Regions from separate parts of the Homo sapiens genome. Here region 1 is linked to region 2. A link is an interaction called in ENCODE POLR2A ChIA-PET data of the cell type or tissue named here. Cell type or tissue: CD4-positive, alpha-beta T cell. All regions are shown on one strand. Each heading gives the region's core, and the rest is flanking DNA. Links, peaks and the distances in the headings are about the cores only. Region 1 overlaps CFDP1 (craniofacial development protein 1). Region 2 overlaps ZFP1 (ZFP1 zinc finger protein).

What was found. ChIA-PET counts read pairs that join two places held together with the same protein. Peaks named below come from ENCODE experiments on the same cell type or tissue, not always from the same donor. Only the 100,000 strongest peaks of a DNase experiment are listed, where the experiment ranks them.
Region 1: POLR2A ChIA-PET joins it to region 2 with 5 read pairs; 6 of 35 experiments call an interaction of 5 or more read pairs at or near these places.

What each region holds. Positions count from the first base shown.
Region 1 is chr16:75,415,063-75,427,448 of GRCh38, reverse strand. The region is part of intron 1 of CFDP1 (craniofacial development protein 1); the gene reads left to right. Among named protein-coding and RNA genes, the nearest start is that of CFDP1, 12 kb to the left of the region's middle. In CD4-positive, alpha-beta T cell, for the core only: no CTCF peak of the experiment used is centred there; a DNase peak (open chromatin) is centred at 6,318; H3K4me3 peaks cover 399 bases.
Region 2 is chr16:75,150,614-75,162,859 of GRCh38, reverse strand. ZFP1 (ZFP1 zinc finger protein) reads right to left here. Exons shown (of 4, transcript NM_153688.4): 2 at 9,894-9,951. The coding sequence starts at 9,908. Among named protein-coding and RNA genes, the nearest start is that of ZFP1, 8.2 kb to the right of the region's middle. In CD4-positive, alpha-beta T cell, for the core only: no CTCF peak of the experiment used is centred there; no DNase peak of the experiment used is centred there.

The DNA of each region.
Region 1 (12,386 bases), core at 1,408-9,407, 270 kb before region 2:
AAACCCTGTCTCTACTAAAAAATACAAAGAATTAGCCGGGCATGGTGGTGCATGCCTGTAGTCCCAGCTACTTGGGAGGATGAGGAAGGAGAATCGCTTGAACCCAGGAGGTGGAGGTTGCAGTGAGCCGGAATTGTGCCACTGCACTCCAGCCTGGGCAAGAGAGCGAGACACTGTCTCGAAAAAAAAAGAAAAAAAATTAGCTAATTTCTCCTTTAGTTTGCATTTCCCTAAGGATGTTGATGCTCTTTTCATGTTCCTGTTTGCCATCATTTTATCTTCTTTGGTGTGTCTTTTGAATTCTTTGTCCATTTAAAACATTGGGTTGTTTTCAGTTTTGGAATTATATATTCTGGATATAGTCCTTTGTCAGATATTTGTTTTGTTTTTTTTTTTTTGAGACAGTCTCGCTGTCCCCCAGGCTGGAGTACAGTGGCATAATCTTGGCTCACCACAACCTCCACCTCCCGGGTTCAAGCGATTCTCCTGCCTCAGCCTCCCAAGTAGGTGGGATTACAAGCACTCGCCACCACACCCAGCTAATTTTTGTATTTTCAGTAGAGATGGGGTTTCACCATGTTTGCCAGGCTGGTCTCCAACTCCCAACCTCAAGTGATCCACCCACCTTGGCCTCCCAAAGTGCTGGGAGTACAGGCCTGAGTCACCACCCCCGGCTCCTTTGTCACATACTTGTTTTGCAGTGTTTTGTCTCTGTGCTTGTCTTTTCATTCTCTTAATAGTGTTTGCACAGCAATTTTTTTTGGTGTTTTTTTGAAACAGAGTCTTGCTCTGTTGCCCAGGCTGGAATGCAGTGGCACGATTTCACCTCACTGCAACCTTTACTTCCTGGGCTCAAACAATTTTCCTGCCTCAGCCTCTGTAGTAACTGGGACTACAGGCATGAGACACCATGCCTGGCCTGCAGAGTAAAATTTTTAAACTTGGATAAAATCCAGTTTGTCAAATTTTTCTATTATGGGTTGTGCTTTTGGAATCATATCTAAGAACTCTTTTTTGCCTAACTCGGGATTACAAAGATAGTGTATTTTCCTATGTAAAAGTTACATAGTTTTACTTTGTTGTTGTTTTTGTTTTTTTGAGATAGAGTTTCGCTCTTGTTGCCCAGGCTGGAGTGCAATGTCATGATCTTGGCTCACTGCAACCTCCGCCTCCTGAGTTCAAGGGATTCTCCTGCCTCAGCCTCCTGAGTAGCTGGGATTGCAGGCATGTGCCACCACGCCTGGCTAATTTTGTATTTTTAGTAGAGACAGGGTTTCTCCATGTTGGTCAGGCTGGTCTTGAACTCCCAACCTCAGGTGATCCGCCCACCTCGGCCTCCCAAAGTGTTGGGATTATAGGCATAAGCCACAGTGCCTGGCCTTTACTTTTTTTTTTTTTTTTTTTTTTTTTTTTGAGACAGAGTGTTGCTCTGTTGCCCAGGCTTGAGTGCAGTGGCATGATCTCAGCTCGCTGCAACCTCCGCCTCCCAGGTTCAAGCGATTCTCCTGCCTCAGCTTCCCGAGTAGTTGGGATTATAGGCGCCTGCCACCACGCCTGGCTAATTTTTGTATTTTTAGTGGAGATGGGGTTTCACCATGTTGGCCAGGCTGGTCTTGAACTCCTGACCTCTCAGGTAATCCGCCCACCCCGGCCTCCCAAAGTGCTGGGATTACAGGAGTGAGCCACCGTGCCCGGCCAGCATTTACTTTTTTAAAAAATCAGTTATCATTATTTATTTTCAGTTAATTTTTGCATAAGATATGAGTTATGGATTCTTTTTTTTTTTTTCTTTTGCATCTGGATGTCCAGTATTTTCATTATTTGTTGAAAAGATTATTCTTTCTCCATCGAATTCCCTTTGTATTTCTGTAAAGTGAACTGGCCATACTTGTATAGGTTTATTTCTGGGCCTCTGTTTCCACAGTTTCATTTACTGTTTTTGATTTAAGTGTTGAAATCAGGTAGAGAGAGTACTCCAACTTTATTCTTTTTCAAAATAGTTTTGGCTGCTCTTGTTCCTTTGCCTTTCCATATAGTTTTTTTTTTTTTTTTTTTTTTGAGGGGGATGGAGTGTCACTCTGTTGCCCAGGCTGGAGTGCAGTGGCGCGATCTCTGCTCACTGCAACCTCTACCTCCCAGGTTCAAGTGATTCTCCTTCCTCAGCCTCCTGTGTAGCTGGTACTACAGACGTGTGCCACCAGGCCTGGCCACCATATGCATTGTAAAATCACTTTGTTCATCTCTCGAAAAAGTATCCTACTTTGATTTTGTTTGGAATTGCATTGAATCTGTAGACCGTTTTGGGAAGAATTGACAATTTAACGATCTTATATTTTAGTCTATGAATACAGTCTGTATCTTTTTTTTTTAGGTGTAAAAAGTTTTTATTTCTAATTGTTTGTAACTAGTATATGGAAATACAATACAGGTTCTGCATACTAACCTTGTATTCTACAACCTTGCTAAACTCATTTACCAGTTCTGGAGGTTTTTGTAGATTCTGTGGGATTTTCCACACAGACAGTGATGTCAAATGTGAATAGAAACAGTTTTATTTCTTCCTTTCCAATATGTTTACCTTTTATATTTATTTTGCTTGCCTTGTTGTACTTTATACTTCCAGTATGATGTTGAATGCTAGTGGTGAGAGGGGACATCTTTGCCTTTTTCCCAATCTTTTTTTTTTTTTTTTTGAGACGGAGTCTCCCTCTGTTGCCCAGGCTGGAGTGTGCAGTGGCACGATCTTGGGTCACTGTGACCTCTGCCTCCTGGGTTCACGCCATTCTTCTGCCTCAGCCTCCCGAGTAGTTGGGACTACAGGCGCCCGCCACCACGCCCGCTAAGTTTTTGTATTTTTAGTAGAGACTGGGTTTCACCGTGTTAGCCAGAATGGTCTTGATCTCCTGACCTCGTGATCCGCCCGCCTCAGCCTCCCAAAGTGCTGGGATTATAGGCGTGAGCCACCGCGTCTGGCAGCCTTTTTCCCAATCTTAAGGGGGAAAAGAAACTAGTGTTTTACCACTTGATGTGGTGTTAGCTATAGGTTTTTCACAGATGCCGTGTGTGTCTGTCTGCCTGCCGTTTAAACCCTTTAGCATTGAGTAACTTATTACCAACTCAGTCACCTAACACTGTACGTGCTAATTGTGTTCTGCATTTTACTGATGAAAAAACTGAGGCACAAAGTCTAAGCAAATGGCTGAAATTCATCCAGTTAGATAGTAACTTAGCTGGAATGTTAACCTTGGCAGTCTGCATATATTGTCCCTCAGAGATTCCTTTTATCATGTTAGATAAGTTCCCCTCTGTTCCTAATTTTCAGAGAGGTGAATTTTGTCAAATGCTTTTTCTCCATCTATTGATTTAATTACATGTGGTTTTTCTTTTTTTTTGTCTGTTAATATGGTGGATTACAGTGTTTGATTTTCAAATTTCTGACAGACTTATTTCTGGGAGACAGCTCACTTGGTCAGGATATATTTATACATTGCTGAATTTGGTTTGCTAATATAGTCAGCCTTCTGTATCTGTGGTTTCCACAGCCATGGATTCAACCAACTGCAGATAGAAAATATTTGGAAAAAGGCTGGGTGCAGTTGCTCACGCCTGTAATCCCAGCACTTTGGGAGGCCAAGGAGTGCAGATCACTTGAAGCCAGGAGTTAAAGACCAACCTGGGAGGCCGAGGTGGGCGGATCTCAAGGTCAGGAGATCGAGACCATCCTGGCTAACGTGGTGAAACCCCGTCTCAACTAAAAATACAAAAAATTAGCCGGGCGAGGTGGCGGGTGCCTGTAGTCCCAGCTGCTCGGGAGGCTGAAGCAGGAGAATGGCGTGAACCCAAGAGGCGGAGGTTGCAGTGAGCGGAGATCGCACCACTGCTCTCCAGCCTGGGCGACAGAGTGAGACTCCGTCTCAAAAAACAAAAAAAAACCAACCTCGCCAACGTGGTGAAACCCAGTCTCTACTAAAAATACAAAAATTAGTCCCAGCTACTGGGCTGAGGCACGAGAATCGCTTGATTACCCAGACTGGAGTGCAGTGGCGCAATCAGCTCACTGCAGCCTAAAACTCCTGGGCTCAAGTGATCCTCCCACCTCAGCCTCCCAGGTACCTGGGACTACAGATGCACACCATCATGCCCATCTAATTTTTTTTTTTTTTTTTTTGAGACGGAGTCTTGCTCTGTCACCCAGGCTGGCGTGCAGTGGCACCATCTCGGTTCACTGCCAGCCCTGCCTCCCGGGTTCACGCCATTCTCCTGCCTCAGCCTCCCGAGTAGCTGGGACTACAGGCACCCACCACAAGGCCCGGCTAATTTTTTTGTATTTTTAGTAGAGATGGGGTTTCACCGTGTTAGCCAGGATGGTCTCGATCTCCTGACCTTGTGATCCGCCCACCTCGGCCTCCCAAAGTGCTGGGATTACAGGCGTGAGCCACTGCGCCCGGCCTAATTTTTTATTTTTTGTAGAGATGAGGTCTCTCACCATGTTGCCCAAGCTGGTCTCAAACACCTGGCTTTGAGCAATCTTCCTGCCTTAGCCTCCCAAAGTGCTGGCATTACAGGTGTGAGAAAACCTGGATTTGTTTGTTTGTTTTTAAAAGAAACAGGGTTTTGCTCCGTCACCCAGGCTGGAGTGCAGTGGCAAGATCACAGCTCAGTGACACGTTGAACTCCTGGCCTCAAGCGATCCTTCTGCCTTAACCTCTAAAAACGTGTTTTTTTTTTGATCACAGTTTTAAGACTCTCTAAGAGGCTGGATGTGGTGGCTCTGACCTGTAATCCCAGCACTTTGGGAGGCTGAAGTGGGTGGATCACTTGAGGCCAGGAGTTCAAGACTAGTCTGACGAACATGGTGAAACCCCGTCTCTACCAAAAATGCAAAAATCAGCTGGGAGTGGTGGTGCATACCTGTAGTCTCAGGTATTCGTGAGGCTGAGGCAGGAGAATCACTTGAACCCGGGAGGATCGTAGTGAGCCAAGATCATGCCACTGCACTCTAGCTTGGGCAACAGAGCGAGACTCTGTCTCAAAAAAAAAAAAAAAAAAAAAGAGGCCATACGCAGTGGCTCACGCCTGTAATCCCAGCACTTTGGGAGGTCGAGGCAGGTGGATCACGAGGTCAAGAGATCGAGACCATCCTGGCAACACGGTGAAACCCTGTCTCTACTAAAAATACAAAAAATTAGCCGGGTGTGGTGGCAAGCGCCTGTAATCCCAGCTACTTGGGAGGCTGAGGCAGGAGAATAGCTTGAACACGGGAGGCAGAGGTTGCGGTGAGCCGAGATCGCACCATTGCACTCCAGCCTGGGCAAAAAGAGCGAAACTCCGTCTCAAAAAAAAGAGAGAGAGAGAGAAAGTATTTGGGAAAACAAATGGGTGGTTATGTCTGTACTGAATGTGTACAAACTTTTTTCCTTGTCATTATTTCCTAAACAATACAGTATAACAACTATTCATATAGCACTTATATTGGGTGTTGTAAGTAATCTAGAGATGACTTAAAGTATGCAAGAGGATGTACATAGTTTATATGTAAATATGACATCATTTTATATCAGGGACTTGAACATCTGTGGGTTTTGGTGTGGGGTGGGGGAGATCTTGGAACCACTTCCCCAGAAATATGGAGGGACAGCCGTATTTTGTCGAGGATTTTTGCATCTGTGTTTATGAGGGATATCGATCTGTAGTTTTTTGGTAATTTCCTTGTGTGATTTTAGTATCAGATAATGCAGGCCTCATAAAATGAGGAAATACAGGCTTTGTTTCTTCCAGGGTGATTTTTTATTCACCTTGTATGCTTGTTTAGGGTTTTATTATGTAAGAGGCTTTCTCGGATTTATACTGATTCTTAGTTGGTTTGGCTCATATTTATGCTTGGGGCACTAGAAAGGTTATTGGAAGCTCTGAGTCTTTGGACAAGATTTGTTCCTTTTGTGCCTACATTGTCTACAGGGATGTTATTCTGATTCTTACTATCTTTTTTTCCCTCATAGTAACTGCATGGAATTTGATATTGAGGTTTTGGGGGGTTTTGTATGTATAATTTAAAATTTTCTTATCTCTTACTGATGAAGGACTTTTCCATAGTTTAGCTAAAGATGGAGTCCTTGTCCCACAGCCATGATAATTTAGGCTCACAGACAATTTGAAGCTTGAGTAAATCAGGGTTTTATTGGGTGAAAAGGGAAAAAAGGGGGAACAGGGACTCTGCAAGGCCAGAGTTCCTGCTGCTGTGCTTCCTGCCTTGCAGCTTTGAATCCCAGGTTGCACACAGGAAGAAGAGGGGCCGGGCTCCTCCCCGCTGCAAACAGCAGGAACCTCTGTGGCTCCACCCCAGTGCGCATGCCTCCTAGTCTGCTGGCTGGCCGGAGATTCTCCAGGGACCCCCTCCCACATGGCTGTCTCATTATTAATGAGATTAAGCATCTTTTTACATGTTTAAGATCCAGAGTCATGTGCATCTACTTGTCTGAACTGTCTACAACATTTGCCTGTTTTTATGATGAAAACAGGCAAAAGTTTTCAAAAGTAGTGCAGAGCTTTATAGAAAATTAGAAAATGCAGACAGTTAAATTAAAAATCACTTAAAAATAAAAAAAATAGTTGAACTACCTAGAGACTATCATGTCAATCCTTTAGTGAAAACTCACTCTGATTTTTTTCTACACCTAGGTATAGATATTTGTATTTTTTCCTCAGCCTGCAATTGTATTTACTCACATCGCTTTTCAACCTACTCTTTTTAGTGGATGATTTCTACCCATTTATTTTAGTAAATGTTTTATCTTATATATAGATCATACTCAAATTTTCCAAAATGGTTATAGCTTGTGTGTCCAAATCACAGTTGAGTTCAATACTACACATATTATCCAGTTGTTCCATCCTTGAGTCTCTTTTAATCTAGCACACTCCCCTTTCTATAATGGCATAGATAGCTGAAAAGATCAAAGCCATACATCCTGCAGCATGTCTCACCTCTTGGATTTGTCTGGTTATTCCCTCATGGCGTTGTTTTAGTTCCTTTGTTCCTTCAGTTCTCTGTAAATCAGAAGTTAGATCTAAATGCTTGATGGGTTCCAATGAAATACTTTGGCCAGAATGCATTATCAATGGACATCTGATGTTTGAATAGCATCAGAAGACACAATATCTGGTTGATAACTATAGTGGTGACTATTAAATCAGGGTGATAACAGTCTGATCCCTCTCTTGTATACTTGTTTTTTCCTTTGGAACTTTTAGAACTGGAAAAGTATTCCCTGTGGCAGTATACTTAATGGTTAAAACTTAAATTGCTTTTTAATTTTTTTTTTTTTTTTTTTTTTTTTGAGATGAAGGTCTCACTGTGTTGTTCAGTCTGGACTCAAATTCCTGGGCTCAAGAGAGCTTCTGAGGTAGCTGAGACTACCTGTTACCTGAAAGGGGATCCAGACCCAGACCCCAAGAGAGGGTTCTTGGATCTCGAACAAGAAAGAATTCGAGGGAAATCCATACAGAAAAGTAAAAACAAGTTTATTAAGAAAGTAGAGGAATAAAGAATGTCTACTCCATAGACAGAGCAGACCCAAGGGCTGCTGGTTGCCCATTTTTATGGTTATTTCTTGATTATATGCTAAACAAGGGGTGGATTATTCATGCCTCCCCTTTTCAGACCATTTAGAGTAACTTCCTGATGTTGCCATGGCATTTGTAAGCTGTCATGGCGCTGGTTTTGGTGGGTTTTAGCCAGCTTCTTTACGGCAGACTGTTTTATCAGCAAGGTCTTTATGACCTGTATCTTCTGCCAACCTTCTAGCTTATCGTGTGACTTAGAATGCCTTAACCTCCTGGGAATGCATCCCAGCAGGTTTCAGCCTTGTTTTACCCAGTCGCTATTCAGGATGGAGTTGCTCTGGTTCAGATGCCTCTGGCACACCCAGCTTCTTAAATTGCTTTTTGGCATTACTTAATAACCCTTGCCTAAACTACTACTGTCATTAGAGTTTGAGAAGTGATGTCTTTCTAATTCTGTGGTTCTTCTGTATTTATTGGTTGACATTTTTCTGTAAAGTATAGCTTTCCTTTATCAATTGGAACAATATAAATATTTAATTCTTTTCCCTCAATTTTCAAAATAGGTAGTAATTTTAAATAGCAGTCTAAAATGGTACAAATTTTTTTTTCTGTCTTTTTAATATCATGAGGGGCTCACAGATTTTTATTCAGTGTGTTTTCATTTTCTAACAATTACCTGTTTTAATGTTCAGGTCTTCACTGCTTTGGCCAGTAGGAGCTCTTTCAGGCTGGATCTTGTATCCTTTTAATTTGATCTTTTTTTATTATTATTTATTTTTTATGAGTCGGCGTCCTGCTTACTGTAGCCTTCAATTCCTGGGCTCAAGTGATCCTCCTGCCTCAGCCTCCCCAGTAGATGGAACTACAGGTGCGTGCCACCATGCCTGACTAATTTTTTAAAAATCTTTTATAGAAACAGGCTCTTGCTCTGTTGCCCAGGCTGGTCTCGAACTCATGGGCTCAAGCATTCCCCCCCATACTCACCCACCTTGGCCTCCTAAGGTGGTAGGATTACAGGCATGAGCCACTGCACCTGGCCTTGATCTGTTATTTTTAAATAGCTTCCTGACTTCCTGGCACAGAAAAATGTCCTGGTTTTACCTTGTGCTTTCTTTGCCTCAGACCTGAAATGAGTTTTTTTTTTTTTTTTTTTAGGGAGCCTTTTTGTGGTAAATGGTCTCAACTTTGAACTTTAGAGATGCTTGATGTTACCAGAATGATGTAGTTTATATGCCGTTTGTGTAGTGGACAAAACTAGGAAATACTTAAAAAGGGTTAGCCGGGCGCGTTGGCTCACGCCTGTAATCCCAGCACTTTGGGAGGCCGAGGTCGGCGGATCACAAGGTCAGGAGTTCGAGACCATCTTGGCTAACATGGTGAAACCCCATCTCTACTAAAAATACAAAAAAAATTAGCCAGGCATAGGTGGTGCACGCCTGTAGTCCCACCTACACGGGAGGCTGAGGCAGGAGAATGGCGTAAAACCCGGGAGGCGGAGCTTGCAGTGAGCCGAGATCGTGCCACTGCACTCTAGCCTGGGCGACAGAGCGAGACTGCGTCTCAAAAAAAAAAAAAAAAAGGGTTAGAGTTCATATTGATATTCTTAATTCTTTTTTTTTTTTTTTTTTTTTTTGAGACAGAGTTTCACTCTTGTTGCCCAGGCTGGAGTGCAGTGGTGTATCTCAGCTCATCGCAACCTCCGCCCCCCAGGTTCAAGCAATTCTCCTGCCTCAGCTCCCTGAGTAGCTGGTATTACAGGCATGCATCACCACACCCAGCTAATTTTGTATTTTTAGTAGAGATGGGGTTTCACTGTGTTGGCCAGACTGGTCTCGAACTCCTGGCCTCAGGTGATACACCCACCTCAGCCTCCCAAAGTGCTGGGATTACAGACATGAGCCACCGCTCCCAGCCAATTTCTTTGATTTTATAATTGTGTCATTTCTCTTATTCTGAAGATCTAGATTCCTAACGTGATTAATTACTTGCTTTAACCTATGATATAAAGGAAATAGTTTCAAAATACCAGCATTGATGTTACTACACAGAGTAGAACTTTTTTTTTTTTGTCTTTGGAATGCATCTTGATGAAGATGTATAGTCAGAATACTGTTTTTAAAGTCCTGGGAATAGATCTTTTGTTTATGTGGTTATGTTATCATTTTGGTATACAGTTATGTTTATTTATTCAAACTTTTGAATTTAAGAGATTTTCAAAGTTCTGTAGAGAGATAAACACAGTGAACTCTTGCTTCTACTCTGTTTTATCCTGACCCTTATAAGGAGCTGTTTTCATTAGTTTCTTGTTTATCCTTCTAGTGTCGCTTTTTCCATATACAAACAAATATAAGCATATTCTTAATTCTTCCTTTTTCCTCATCCAGAGCTGGCATATTTCATACACTGTTCTTTTGCTTTTCCTCTCCTTTTTTTTCTGTTTAACTTAAGAGTATATCTTGGAGGTAAATACATAGAAATTTTACACATTGCATTGTAATGACTGTGGTATTCCATTATTTAGATGGACCATAGCATTTTCAGCCAGTCACTTACTGTGAGACAACTTGAGTTGTTTCTAATTTTTTGTTATTACAAACAGTACTGAGTGAATAAACTATTATATATTCTGGGATAGAAGTGGGACTGCTGGATAAAAAGGTAAATACATTTGTGTTTCTTTGTATTTTGGGGTGGTATTTGTTTTTGTTTTTGTTTTTGAGACAGGGTCTCACTGTCACCCAGGCTGGAATGCAGTAGCGTGTTCATGGCTCACTTCAGCCTTGACCTCCTGGGTTCAAGTGATCCTCCCCTTAGCCTCCCAAGCAGCTGGGACCATAGGCATTCTCCACCATGCCTGGCTAATGTTTAAAAATTTTTTTTAGATATGGGGTCTCACTAGGTTCAGGAGGAAGTAAAATTACATTTCTATGTTCAGATTGCTGTCTTAAGCAGGAACTCACTGCTCTCTTCATGAAACACTGTCACTTAGCCCTTGGTGTTTGGGATGTCAAACAGAATTCCATTTTGGATATTGATTGTTTCCACCTCAGCCTCAAATGCTTATTCTCCAGATTTTCACACAGCTGGCTCCTTCTCATCGCCTTTAAAAAATTTTTTAATTTATGTATTTATTTTTTTGAGACAGGGTCTTGCTCTGTTACCCAGGCTGGAGTGCAGTGGTGTGATCTTGGCTCACTCTAGCTTTGACCTCCCAGGCTCAAGTGATCTTTCTGCCTCAGCTTAGACTAGAGGTGTGTACCACCAAGCCCAGCTAATTTTTGTATTTTTTTGTAGAGACAGGGTTTCACAGTTGCCCAGGCTGGTCTTCAACTCCTGGGCTCAGGCGAACCACCTGCCTCGGCCTCCCAAAGGGCTGAGATTATAGGCGTGAGCCACTGGTTTACCTTTTTTTTTTTTTTTTAAATCTCTTTTATCATTGTTTTAGTTTTTACGAGCTTTTTTGTTTGTTTCATTTTTCTGAATTATTTTAAAAGTCTTATTTTTATTCCATGGATGCCACAGTTTCTCTTACCTCTTTCAGGATATTAATTACAAATCCTTTTTCCTTAAGTTTTTAATCTGTCCCCCTCCCCATCCCCTCTTTCTGCACTAATTTTGTTTCCTCTGAATTCCTTTCTGTTTGTCTTGAATCTTGCCTTTCATATTGGAGGCTTTTCTCAAGTGTTTGGTGGTCCTTGGTACATTATAAGTGAAGTATTTAAAAGCTGATTGGAGGCCGTGTGCGGTGGCTCCTGTCTGTAATCGCAGCACTTTGGGAGGCCAAGGCGGCTGGATCACCTGAGGTCAGAATTCAAAACCAGCCTGGCCAACATGATAAAACCCCATCTCTACTAAAAGTATAAAAATCAGCTGGGTGTGGTGGCACACTTCTGTAATGTCAGCTACTCAGGAGGCCAAGGCAGGAGAATCGCTTGAACTTGGGAGGCAGAGGTTGTAGTGAGCCAAGATCGCGCCACTGCACTCCAGCCTGGGTGACAGAGCAAGACTCCGTCTCAATAAATAAATAAAGCTGATTGGATGCACAGGAGTATCACAACAGTACTGTTTGTAATGACTCCAAATTGGAAACAACCTAGTTGTGCATCAGCAGTAGAATGAATAAACGGATTATGGTATAGTCATACAATGACACACTATTTACTGTTCAGGAGTGAGAATGAATAAACTACAGCTACACTGCAACAATGTGGGTGACTCTCACAAACATAATGTTGAATAAAAGAAGCCAGACACAGAAGAGTACACACTGCAGGCTTCTGTTGAAAGTTGAAAAGCAGGCAAAACTAACCCGTGACTTTAGAAGTCAGGATATTGGTTCCCTTTAGGGGTAGGGCAGTTGTTAGTGACTGGAAGGGAGCACAGGGGGCCTTCTGGGATGCTGCTAATGTTCAGTTCCTCGAGCTGGGGCCCTGGTTATGCAAGTGTGTTCACTGTGTGTCATTCCATTGAACTGTATATTAGATTTGTGTGCTTTTTGGTATGTACACTTCAATTGAAAGTTTATATGAAGTAAAAGAGGAAAAAGGTAGTGGAATCTCTGTGTGGGCAGGGTTGGTTTATTGACTGGTACCCACAGCATGTGGTCAGACATCCAAGCAACACTCTTTTGTTGGGGACCCTTGAATGTCAGTGTCTGACAATGGGACATGGGTGTGTTTGTTCTTTCTGCTATGTTTAACTGGAAGTCTTTAGGTTTCCTTTTAAACTTCTTTTATTGAGAAGACAAAGTGTTTTTTAAATTAGATTTGAAAGATACCCAAGATGAGGTAGTGCATCAGTTTCTTCTTTGAGAAACACATTAG
Region 2 (12,246 bases), core at 3,502-11,501:
ACAGCCATATAAAAGAATGAAATCATATCCTTTGCAGCAACATGGATGCAGGTGGAGGGTATTAACCTAACTGAATTAACACAAACAGAAATCCAAATAGCGCATATCCTCACTTATAAGTGGGAGCTAAACTCTGGGTACTCACGAACATAAAGATGGTAACAACAGACACTGGGATCTACTGGTAGGGAAGGGAGGGGCAAAGGCAAAAACTATTGGGTACTATTCTCACTACTTGGTGACATGATCAATCATACCCCAAACGTCACCATCATAAAAATATCTATGTAACAAATCTGCACATGTACCCCCAAATCTCAAATAAGTTGAAATTATATTTAAAAAAAATCTTCAACATACACAATACATGGAAACGTCAAAATGTTAGGCACTGACTAGACAGCAAAATAGGCGGATAATTAAGTTGACCTATACTTGGGCTGGACGCAGTGGCTCATGCCTGTAATCCTAGCACTTTGGAGCCAAGGCAGGTGGATCACTTAAGGTCAGGAGTTCAAGACCAGTCTGGGCAACAGGGCGAGACCCCCATCTCTAAAAAAAAAAATACAAAAAGCCCAGCTTGATGGTGCCTGCCTGTAGTCCCAGCTACATAGGGGGCTGAGGTGGGAGGATTGCTTGAGCCAAGGAGGTCCAGGCTGCAGTGAGCTGAGATTGCACCACCACACTCCAGCCTGGGTGACAAAGTGAGACCCTGTCTCAAAAGCTGCACCATACTGAAGTTACTTTCAACTGTTTTAATACATAAAAATATTTCGGCTGGGCACGGTGGTTCACGCCTGTGATCCCAGCACTTTGGGAGGCCGAGGTAGGCGGATCACATGAGGTCAGGAGTTCGAGACCAGCCTGGCCAACATGGGGAAACCCTTTCTCTACCAAAAATACAAAAATTAGCCGGGCACAGTAGCGGGCGCCTGTAGTCCCAGCTACCTGGGAGGCTGAGGCAGGGGAATCGCTTGAACCTGGGAGGTGGAGGGTGCAGTGAGCCTAGATCGTGCTACTGCATTCCAGCCTGGATGACAAGTGAGACTCCATCTCAGGAAAAAAAAAAAAAAAAAAAAAAAAAATATATATATATATATATTTCATAAAACTACTATGCTTTATTTGTATTTCTGTGAAATAAAGAAATCTTATAATCTACCATGCATAATGGAAGAAAAAAATTCGAAGGAAATTTCAGAACACCAGCTGCAAAGAGAAAAGCCTGTGAGTTTCAGGAGAGAATAGGTTACAAGTAAGAAGACTGAAAGCCTTCAGACCTCTTGACTACACCAGAAAGCAGTATCTTCAAAATTATCAGACAGGCAAACCATAAAAACTGGACAAAATAAATAATTACTTGCAAGCACAGGAGAGCAATCACTGTAGGGCTACAATTACCAAAAGGCATCTATGAGGAGAGCCACACATTTACGATCATGCTGAACCATGGCACAGAACAACAAAGCCCAAGCAGAAGTGAGTGTTGTTGGCCGGGCGCAGTGGCTCACGCCTGTAATCCCAGCACTTTGAGAGGCCGAGGCGGGGAGATCACTTGTAGCCAGGAGTTCGAGACCAGCCTGGACAACGTGGAGAAACCCCGTTTCTACTAAAAATACAAAAATTAGCCAGGCGTGGTGGCGCACACCTTGTAATCCCAGCTACTCGGGAGGCTGAGGCAGGAGAATCGCTTGAACCCGGAAGGCGGAGGTGGCAGTGAGCCAAGATGGTGCCACTGCACTACAGCCTGGGCAACAAGAGCAAGACTCCATCTTGAAAATTAATTAAATAAATTAAAAAAAAATACAAACTGGTGTTTGGGTCTGTAAAGCAACTAGGATCTAGGGGCAATGCTATGGTTTGAGTATTTTTGTCCTCTCTAAAATTTCATGTTGAAACTTAATCCCCAATTAAGTATTGGGAGGTGTGGCCTTTGAGAGGTGATTGGATCATAGAGGCTCCTCCCCTTGTGAGCGGGGTTAGGAGCCCTTCTAACGGGGCTTGATGAAAGGAGTTCATCTCCTTTTTTGCCCTTTTGCTTTCTGCCATGCCAGGACACAGCACTCCTCCCCTCTGAAGGATGCAGCATTTCAAGTGCCATCCTGGAAGAAGAGACCAGGCCTTCACCAGCACCTTGATCTTGGACTCTCAGCTTCTAGAACTGTGAGAAAATAAATTTCTTCCTTTTTTTTTTTTTTTTTTTGAGGCAGTCTCGCTTTGTCACCCAGATTGGAGTGCAGTGGCATGATCTCAGCTCACTACAGCCTCCACCTTCCAGGTTCAAGTGATTCTTGTGCCTCAGCCACCTAAGTAGCTGGGGTTACAGACAAGTGCCACCACACTTGGCTAATTTTTGTATTTTTAGTACAGATGGGGTTTAGTACAGATGGGGTTAGCCACCACACTTGGCTAAATTTTGTATTTTTAGTATAGATGGGGTTTAGTACAGATGGGGTTTAGTACAGATGGGATTAGTACAGATGGGGTTTAGTACAGATGGGTTTAGTACATGTTGGCAAGACTGGTCTCAAACTCCTGCCCTCAAGGGATCCACCCACCTTGGCCCTTCAAAGTGCTGAGATTACAGGCATGGCTACCTTGCCCAGCCAAGAAAATAAACTTCTGTTCTTTATAAATTACCTAGTCTCAAGTATTCTGCCATGGCAGCACAAAATGGAGTAAGACATAGGATGATGGCGCTACAGAAGCCATAGAGAAGCCTTAACATTCTGCATAAAGATTCACCTCAAATCTTTGGCTAGTTCCTAATATGTGTAGGTGGAGGGCAAGCCTCCAAGACAACTAGTGGCATCGACTGTGAGACTGAGAGCTGACTAGAGATTTCAGAGGTTGCATAGTGCTGAGGAGCTGGGACAGTCTGAATCCAGAAAGATAGAGATACTGGCAAACAGTTGAGATGCCACAAAAGCCATGCCCTAGAAGGATGGAGCACACCCTAGGAGAAAGGAGTATGACCAAACCGATACACCCACACCTGCAAATCTTAAAACATGCCCCAATGGGATCAGAATCATCTGCCAATAATTTAGCTATCTGGCAGACAAAACTTAACATTTTTTAGAAGGAGCTATGTATCATACAACATATCCAGCATACAAACAAAACTGCTAGACATGTGAAAAAGCAAAACCAGGGCCAGGTATAGTGGCTCATGACTGTAATCCCAGCACTTTGGGAGGCTGAGGCAGGTGGACAAATTGAGCCCAAGAGTTTGAGACCAGCTTGGGCAATATACCAAAACCCTGTCTAAAAAAAGTACAAAAATTAGCCGGGCATAGTGGCACATGTCTGTGGACCCAGCTTCACAAGAGGCTGGGGTGGGAGGGTTGCCTGAGCCCAGGAGGTCACAGCTACAGTGAACTGTGAGCGTTGTCACTGTACCCCAGTCTGGGGGTAACCAAGACTCTGTCAAAAAAAAAAAAAAAAAAATGAAAAGTGAGAGAGAGAGAGAAAGGAAGGAAGGGAGGGAGGGAGGGAAAGGAAAGAAGGGAGGGAGGGAGGGAGGGAGGGAGGGAAAGGAGGGAAAGGAGGGAAGGGAGGGAAGGGAGGGAAGGAAGGGAAGTGAGGGAAGGAAGGGAAAGGAAGGGAAGGGAAGGGAAGGAAGGAAGGAATGAAGGAGAAATCAAGCAAGCCAAAACAACGAGGCCAGGCATGTGGCGCATACCTGAAATCCCAGCACATTGGGCGGCTAAGGTGGGTGGATTGCTTGAGCCCAGGAGTTCGAGACCAGCCTGGACAACACAACGAAATTCCATGTCTACAAAAAATACAAAAATTAGCTGGGCATAATGACATGTGCCTGTAGTCCCAGCTATTAAGGAGGCTGAAGTGGGAGGATCACTTGAGCCTGGGAGGCAGAGGTTGCAGTGAATGGAGATCAAGCCACTGCACTCTAGTCTGGGCAAGACTCTGTCTCAAAAAAAAAAAAAAAAAGACAAGACAAAAACAATCAAGAGATAAACAACCCAAAAGGAGCAGATGTAGACAGTACCTATATATTAGTTTTAACCCATAAACACTTCAGACGAACTGTAAAGTAATATGCAAAATATTAAAGAGGTGGTCAGTTAAGATTATAAGCTGTAATCTCTACAGCAACCACTTAAAAAAAAGATAAAAGGGAAAATAGGAACACACAGGACAACTAAAAATAAATAGCAAAATGACACACTGAAATTCACCTATGCCTGTAAAAAAAAAAAAAAAATCACAAATAAAATAATAAACCAATTAAAAGACAGAAATAGGCCAGGCATGGTGGCTCACGCCTATAATCCCAGCCCTTTGGGAGGCAAGATCTCATCACGACAAAAAAAATAAAAAAAATTAAAATTAAAATTAACTGTCACAGGCCTGTAGTCCCAGCTACTCAGGAGGCTGACGTGGGAGAACTGCTTGAGGCTGCAATGAGCCAAGATCACACCACTTCACTCCAGCACTGCAGCCTGGGTGAGAAAGAGAGATCCTGTCTCAAAAAATAAAAAAAATTAAAAAAAAAAAAAAATAGACAGAAATAGGCTGGATCAAGGAACTTGAGGCTGCAGTGAGCTGTGTTCATGCCACTAAATTCCACCCTGGGCAACAGAGGAAGACCCTGTCTCAAAAAAAGAAAAAAGAAACAGGCTGGATCAAAACCACGACCAAACTACAAGCTATTTAGGGGAAATATACTATAAACATATGAACATAAATAGGTTGAAGCAAAAATAAAATATATACCATAACACTAATCATAAAAAAAAGGAGGTATGGGCCAGGCATGGTGGTTCACATTTGTAATCCCAGAACTTTGGGAGGCTGAGGTAGACAGATCTCGTAAGCCTAGGGGTTTGAGACCAGCCTGGGCAACCTGGCGAGATCCCATCTCTACCAAAAACAAAACTACAAAAATTGCCTGAGCATGGTGGTACACGCCTGTAGTTCCAAATACTGGGAGGATCACTTGAACTCAGGAGGCAAAGACTGCAGTGAGTGAAGATCAAGCCACTGCACTCCAGCCTGGGTAACAGAGCCAGATCCGGTCTCAAAACAAACCAACCAACCAACCCAGAAGAGGTAGGTATGGCTTTATTTTTATCAGAAAAGCAGTATTATCAGGGATAAAGAGGGGCATTTCAAAATGATAAAAGGATAAGTCCATCAGGAAGACAGAATCATATGTGTGCACACATCCATAACCATATATGCAATGACTAACACAGCTTCAAATTATATCAAGCCTGACAGAACTAAACTGAGGAATGGACAAATCCACATTCATACCTAGCTATCAATCAAATACCAGAACAGAATGAAGGCCAGGTGCAGTGGCTCTCACCTGTAATCCTAGCATTTTGGGAGGCTGAGGAGGGCGTATCACTTGAGGCCAGGAGTTCAAGACCAGCCTGGCCAACAGGGTGAAATCCCGTCTCTACTAAAAATACAAAAATTCACCGTGTGTAGTGGCACACACCTGTAATCACAGCTACTTAGGAGGCTGAGGCGGGAGAATTGCTTGAACCCTGTGGTAGAGATTGCAGTGAGCCAAGATCACACCACTGCACCCCAGCCTGGGAGACAGAGTGAGACTGTCTCAAAAAAAAAAAAAAAAAAAAGACATTTTCAGAAATTCAGCCTAAAAAACATACCTCTCACAAACCCTTTCTCAAGAAGCTGCTGAAGCATGTACTTCAATAAAACAACAGTAATCCAAAAAAGAGACGCTGCAAACAAAAGATCAACATGAGAGAGAGGAAGGAAATCCCTAGGAGTGGGAAGGAGACAGCGGTGGGAGATGGTGAAATAGCACTGATTCTCTACTAACACCACATTACTTGTAGTTACGGACTGGAACACAGTGATTCAAAAGCTGGCATTCTGAGGGTTGTCATCAACAAGATACCTGCGGCCACTGTACCAACTTTTTATTAACCTGAGGGCAGAATGCCTGGGTGAGCCTGGCCCAGATTCTTAACTGTACTTGGTTTGGCTTATCTTGAACATGTTCTGATGACATCTGTCTTTCCCCTCCATACCAGACTGCCTTGGATCAGATGAGAACAGTCATTTCATGTCACAGAAGTGTTCTGCTTTAATCTACTCCTGAGTGGTGGCTATTCACCAGTGAACCAAGATGCAGAAAATGCATAGCATCCCACTCCCTCTAATTATATTCGTACCAAAAATTCAATACCTAGTCTACACTCTGACCCTGTCACACGGCCCAACTATGTTGAGCCCCATGCTTCTCATGACCTTGCCAATAACCTCCCCAAACGGGACTTCTGTAAACTCTCAGGAAAGTCAAAGCCAGGCTATACCTGGAAATTCAATTCAGCTCATCTTTTCCTGGGAGGCTTTGTCCAACAGTAGCAAAATTTCTTTTCTTTTCTTTTCTTTTTCTGAGACAGAGTCTTACTCTGTTGCCCAGGCTGGAGTGCAGTAGCATGATCTCGGCTCACTGCAGCCTCCACCTCCTGGGTTCAAGCGATTCTCCTGCCTTAGCCTCCGAAGTAGCTGGGATTACAGGCGCATGCTACCACGCCCGGCTAATTTTTTTTGTATTTTTAGTAAAGACAGGGTTTCGCCATGTTGGCCAGGCTGGTCTCGATCTCCTGACCTCAAGTGATCCACCAACCTCGGCCTCCCAAAGTGCTAGGATTACCGGCGTGACCCACCACACCTGGCCCCAACAGTAGCCAAATTTCTAGACACAGCTGCTTTACACTGCTAAATTTGCTTGGTGTTGCCACATTGCTCCCAGTAAGGCTGTATCATTCTATACTATCTCCAGCAATACATGAGTGGTTTCATTTCTTCTTAGCTAACACTAGCTAGTGTAATTTAAAAAATAAATGATAACCTAAGTCTTGGCAAAGGGCCCACGGATGCATCTTTTAGATCTCACATGTCTGAAAGGAAAAAAAAACCTCCACCAATTAGACAAAAGATTATGCAAACCAAGGCAATATTAATTCCAGTTATAGTTTGTTAACTAAATTTTATATTAAGACTATAAGTGATATTAATCCCAGTTATAGTTTATCAACTGAATATTACATTAAGAATATATCTAAGTGGTAAAGTCTTTAAGGAAAGCAAGGGAACTATTAAGAAAAATGTCAAGATAGTGGCTATCTACTAGGTGGATTCAATCAGAAAATTTGTCATAAAGAACAGATAATGTTCTATTTCTTAACTTGGGTGCCTACATGGGCACCCATTTTATTATTATTCTTTAATGCATATATATTTGTTATATATGTTGTTATAACACATTTAAAGAGTGTTATGTCTTAATACACTATTCTGTACATGTGTCACACAATTAAAGATTAGGAAAAAAAAGAATGAGCAACCTCTATGCTCTGATATGGAAATACTTCAAAGATATGTTACTGAATGATTTAAAAAACACATAATTGGGCTGAGCACGGTGGCTCACACCTGTAATGCCAGCACTTTAGGAGACTGAGGTGGACATGGATTGCTTGAGCTCAGGAGTTCAAGATGAGCCTGAGCGACAGGGCAAAACTCCATCTCTACAAAAAAATACAAAAAATTAGGTAAGCATGGCGGCATGTGCCTGTAGTCCCAGCTACTTGCGGGGATTTAGGCAGGAGGACTGCTTGAGTCCAGCAAGTCGAGGCTGCAGTAAACCGTGTTCACATCACTGCACTCCCACTTAGGTGACAGAGCGAGACCCTGTCTCAAAAACAAAACAAAATCAAATCACATAATTAAGAGATTGAAACACAAACCATAACCAGGCACAGTGACTTACGCTTGTAATCAGCATTTTGGGAGGCCAAGGTGGGTGGATCACTTGAGCCCAGGAGTTCGAGACCAGCCTGACCAACATGGTGAAACCCCATCTCTACTAAAAATACAAAAATTAGCTGGGCTATGGTGGTGCGCACCTGTAATCCCAGCTACTCGGGAGGCTGAGGCAGGAGAATCACTTGAACCTGGGAAGGGGAGGTTGCACTGAGCCAAGATCACGCCACTACATTCCAGCCTGTGTGACAGAGCAAGACTCCATCTCAAAAAAAATAAAAATTAAAAACATAAATAAATAAAATGGCTAAAATCCAGAACACTGACAACACAAAATGCTGGTGAGGATGCAGGGCCGTAGAAACTCTCATTCAGGAGGTTCCCTCTCTCGGCTTTGGAGCCCCCCTCCCTCTGTCTCTGTCAGGGGAGCCTCTTCCTTCTGCCTTCTCTTTTCTTTCTTGCCTATTAAACTTTCCGCTCCTTAAAACCAAAAAAAAAAAAAAAAAAAAACTCTCATTCATTGCTGGTGAGAATGTGGGAATGTAAAATGGTACAGCCACATTGAAGGGAGTTTGGCAGTTTCTTACAAAATTAATTATATTCTTAGTGTATGATCCAGGGGCCTTGGTATTTATCCAAATGAGTTGAAAACATGCCCCCAAAAAACCTGCACACAGATGTTTATAACAGCTTTATTTATAATTGCCAAAACTTAGAAGCCACTAAGTTTATCTGTTCCTTCAATATGTGAATGGATAAATAAACCGTGGTACATCACATCATGACATATTCAGTACTAAGAAGAAATGAGTTATCAAGCCAAGAAAAGACTTGGAGGAACCTTCTCTTTTTTTTTTTTTGAGACAAAGTCTCGCTCTGTTGCCCAGGCTGGAGTTCAGTGGCGCGATCTCAGCTCACTGCAAGCTCCGCCTCCTGGCTTCACGCCATTCTCCTGCCTCAGCCTCCCGAGTAGCTGGGACTACAGGCGCCCGCCACCACGCCTGGCTAATTTTTTGTACTTTTTTTTTTACTAGAGACGGGGTTTCACCGTGTTGGCCAGCATTGTCTTGAACTTGGAGAAACCTTAAATGCATATTTCTAAGTGAAGGAAACCAATCTAAAAAGGCTACCTACTGCATGAATCCAACTATATGACATTCTAGAAAAGACACGACTAGGGAGATGAGACAGTAGAAAGATCAGTGGGTGTTAGGGACTTAGGGAGACAGAGGGAGAGGTGCATAGGCGGAGCACGGGATTTTCAGGGCAGTGAACCTATTCTGTATGATGCCATAGTGATGGATACATGTCATTATATATTGGTCAAAATACACAGAATGTACACAGAGAGTGATCCCTACTGTAAACTATGGTCTTTAAAGTATCAATATTGGCTCATCAACTGTAACAATATACATTAATGCATATATTAATAATAAAGGAAACTGGGGGTAGGGGTTGGGAATGAGGGGGTATATGGGAACACACTGCATTCCCCATTCAATTTTTCTGTAAACCCAAAACTGCTCTAAAAAAAATGAAATCTATTAAAACAGAACGCATATAAACAGAACAGTATGATTAACATGCTATCTTACGTTTGTGCTTTTATTTGTACTTGTGTAATTATGTACAAATAAGCTCTGGAAAGCTACACAAGAAAGTAATGACAGTGGTACCTGCTTGGGGTGGAGGGATTTAAATACAAACCCACATATTTACTGCATTCTCTGGCATTAGGCTAATCTGACTGGAAAAACCAAATACATACAATAATCTTCTGCACTTGCACTGAGGAATGTTATATGAAACAACCACAGATAAAGTGATAACCCTTTCAAAGTTGGTTGTTTCTGGGGGTGCTGTCCAAAACACCATCTATATGAAGGTCCATAAAATTTATTCAGACCTAATGTACAGAACCAAATAATTGGTATTCATAACCAATGCAAGACATTTAATTAACTCAATTTGCTTTTTGGCTGCTGGTATTGATTAGTTATTCTTGCTATGTTTCCTTTGTGTCTTATTCATACTTTTCTATTTCATTTTCTGGATCCTTATAAACTTCCTTAAATGCACTGAAAAGCAAAATGGGGAATAAACAAACAACTCACCTGGGATTTGTTCATTTTCTGCAGTTTTGGGCAAAGGCAGAGAACTATGAAGGCAGAACTGGAATAGAGGAAAAAGGAAGGCATTGTTATTAAAGGTCTGACCTGCCTTACAACTCCTAGAATGACTTGTTTAGAAACCCCTAGAGACCACCTGGGAAAATACCACCTCCTGGGAAAGTCCCTTTGCCTCTTCAGAAGGGGCAGAAAAGATCATACTAACAGCACCTATCTTCAATCTAACATTATCAGACACCCATAAAGGCAAGACTAAGATAATCCACTATCAAAAGAGGCAAAACAATCAACAGAACCCTCAACTGCTGAAATTATCAGACAGGGCATTTAACACAACTATGATTCATATACTAAAGGCTTTACTAGAAAAGGTGGACAACATGAATAAACAAATAGGGAATTTCAGCAGAGATGGAAACTGCAAGAAAAAATCAAATGGAAATGCTAAGAAAAGTACAGTAACAGAGTTGATCTTTCAGCAGGTTCATTAGTAGACAAAGGAGCTAAGAAAAGTTTCAGTAAACTTGAAGATAGGTCAAACTGAAACTCAAAGAGAAATGGAAGAAAAACATAAAAGGATAGAGCATCCAAGGGCTGTGAGACAATATCAAATGGTCTAATAAACATGTAACTGAAATTCCAAAAGGAGAAAAGAAGTATTTGAAGACATAATGGACAAGAATTTTCCAAAAATAATAATATGAAACCACAGGTCCAAGAAACTCAATTTATCCAAACAGGGAAAATACCAAAAACTAAACTCAAACAAAAACACACATGGACACATCGTATCCAAACAAATGAAAACCAAAGTTAAAATCTTCAAAGTAGCCAGAGGAAAAAAGACATATTATATGTAGAAAAATCAAGATAATGAATCATAGCCACCTTCTCATCAGAAACTAAGCCAGAAAACAAAGTAGTGACATCCTGAAAGTGCTTTCACAACAACAAAAAAGCAACTAAAGCAAAAAACTATTAACTCAGAATTCTATACCCAGCAAAAATATCTTTCAAAAATGATAATGAAGTAAAAAACCTTTTTCAAACAACAAAAACATAGCGAATTCATTATCAGTAGACCTGCACTAGAAGAAATGTTTAATGAAGTTATTTAAATAGAAGAAATATGATATCAGACAAAAACCTGAATCTACACAAATAAATGAAAATCTCGAGAATCGTTAAAATGAGGATCAACACAATAGATACTTTTTCTTGCTTTTAATCACTGTGAAAGATTATCTAAAGCAAAAATAGTAGCAAAGTTTTGTGGGTTTACAGCATATGTCAATATTCTGCAACATGTATGACAACAATAATGCAAAAGACGGGAGGATGAAATTGGGAGTATAATGTTCCAAGTATATTGACATAAAACAGTATGATATCTTTAAAGTTCCACTAAACTTTAGGGTAACAACCAAAAACTCTGTTAAATTTTTACAAATATACAATAAGACAACAGTGGAGATAAAATGTAATTATAAAAAAGACCCACTTAAGACAAAAGTAGACAGAAAAAAAGGTAAACAGAAACAAAGACCAAATAAGAAAAACAGAAAAAAACCAGCAAGATGGTAGACTTTAACACAACTATATCAATAATTGGCATAAACACACCAATTAAATAACAGAGGTCAAATTATATAAAAAAAGTAAGACCAAACCATGTGCTGTCTATAAGCAGTTTGTTTAAAATATAAAAACATAGCTACATTCAAAGTAAAAGGATGATCAGTTGTAGGAGTCAGGAAATTAAAAAAAAAAAAGATAAAAGAATGGAAAAAGAGGGTCAGGCACAGTAGCTCATGCCTGTAAACCCAGCACTTTGGGAGGCAAAGGTGGGTGGACTGCTTGAGCCCAGGGGTTTGAGACCAGCCTGGGCAACATGGCAAAACCTCGTCTCTACAAAAAATACAGAAAATTAGCTGAGTGTGGTGGCTCACACCTTGAGTCCTAGCTACTCCGGAGGCTGAGGCAAAAGGATTAGGGCGCACACCTGCAGTCCTAGCTACTCGGGAGGCTGAGGCAAAAGGTTTGAGGTTGCAGACAGCTGTGACTGAACCACTGCACTCCAGCTTGGGCAACAGAGACAGACCCTGTCTCAATCAATCAATCAATCAAGGAAGATTCTACGATCAACAGCACAATATTTATTCAAATACACACGAAACAGTTACCCAGAGAGATCATCATATCCTCGACCTTAAAACAAACTACAACAGGCCTGGTGCAGTGGCTCACGCCTGTAAAGCACTTTGGGAGGCCAAGGTCAGCGGATCACTTGAGACCAGGAGTCTACTAAAACAAAATGAAACAAAAATACAATACAAAA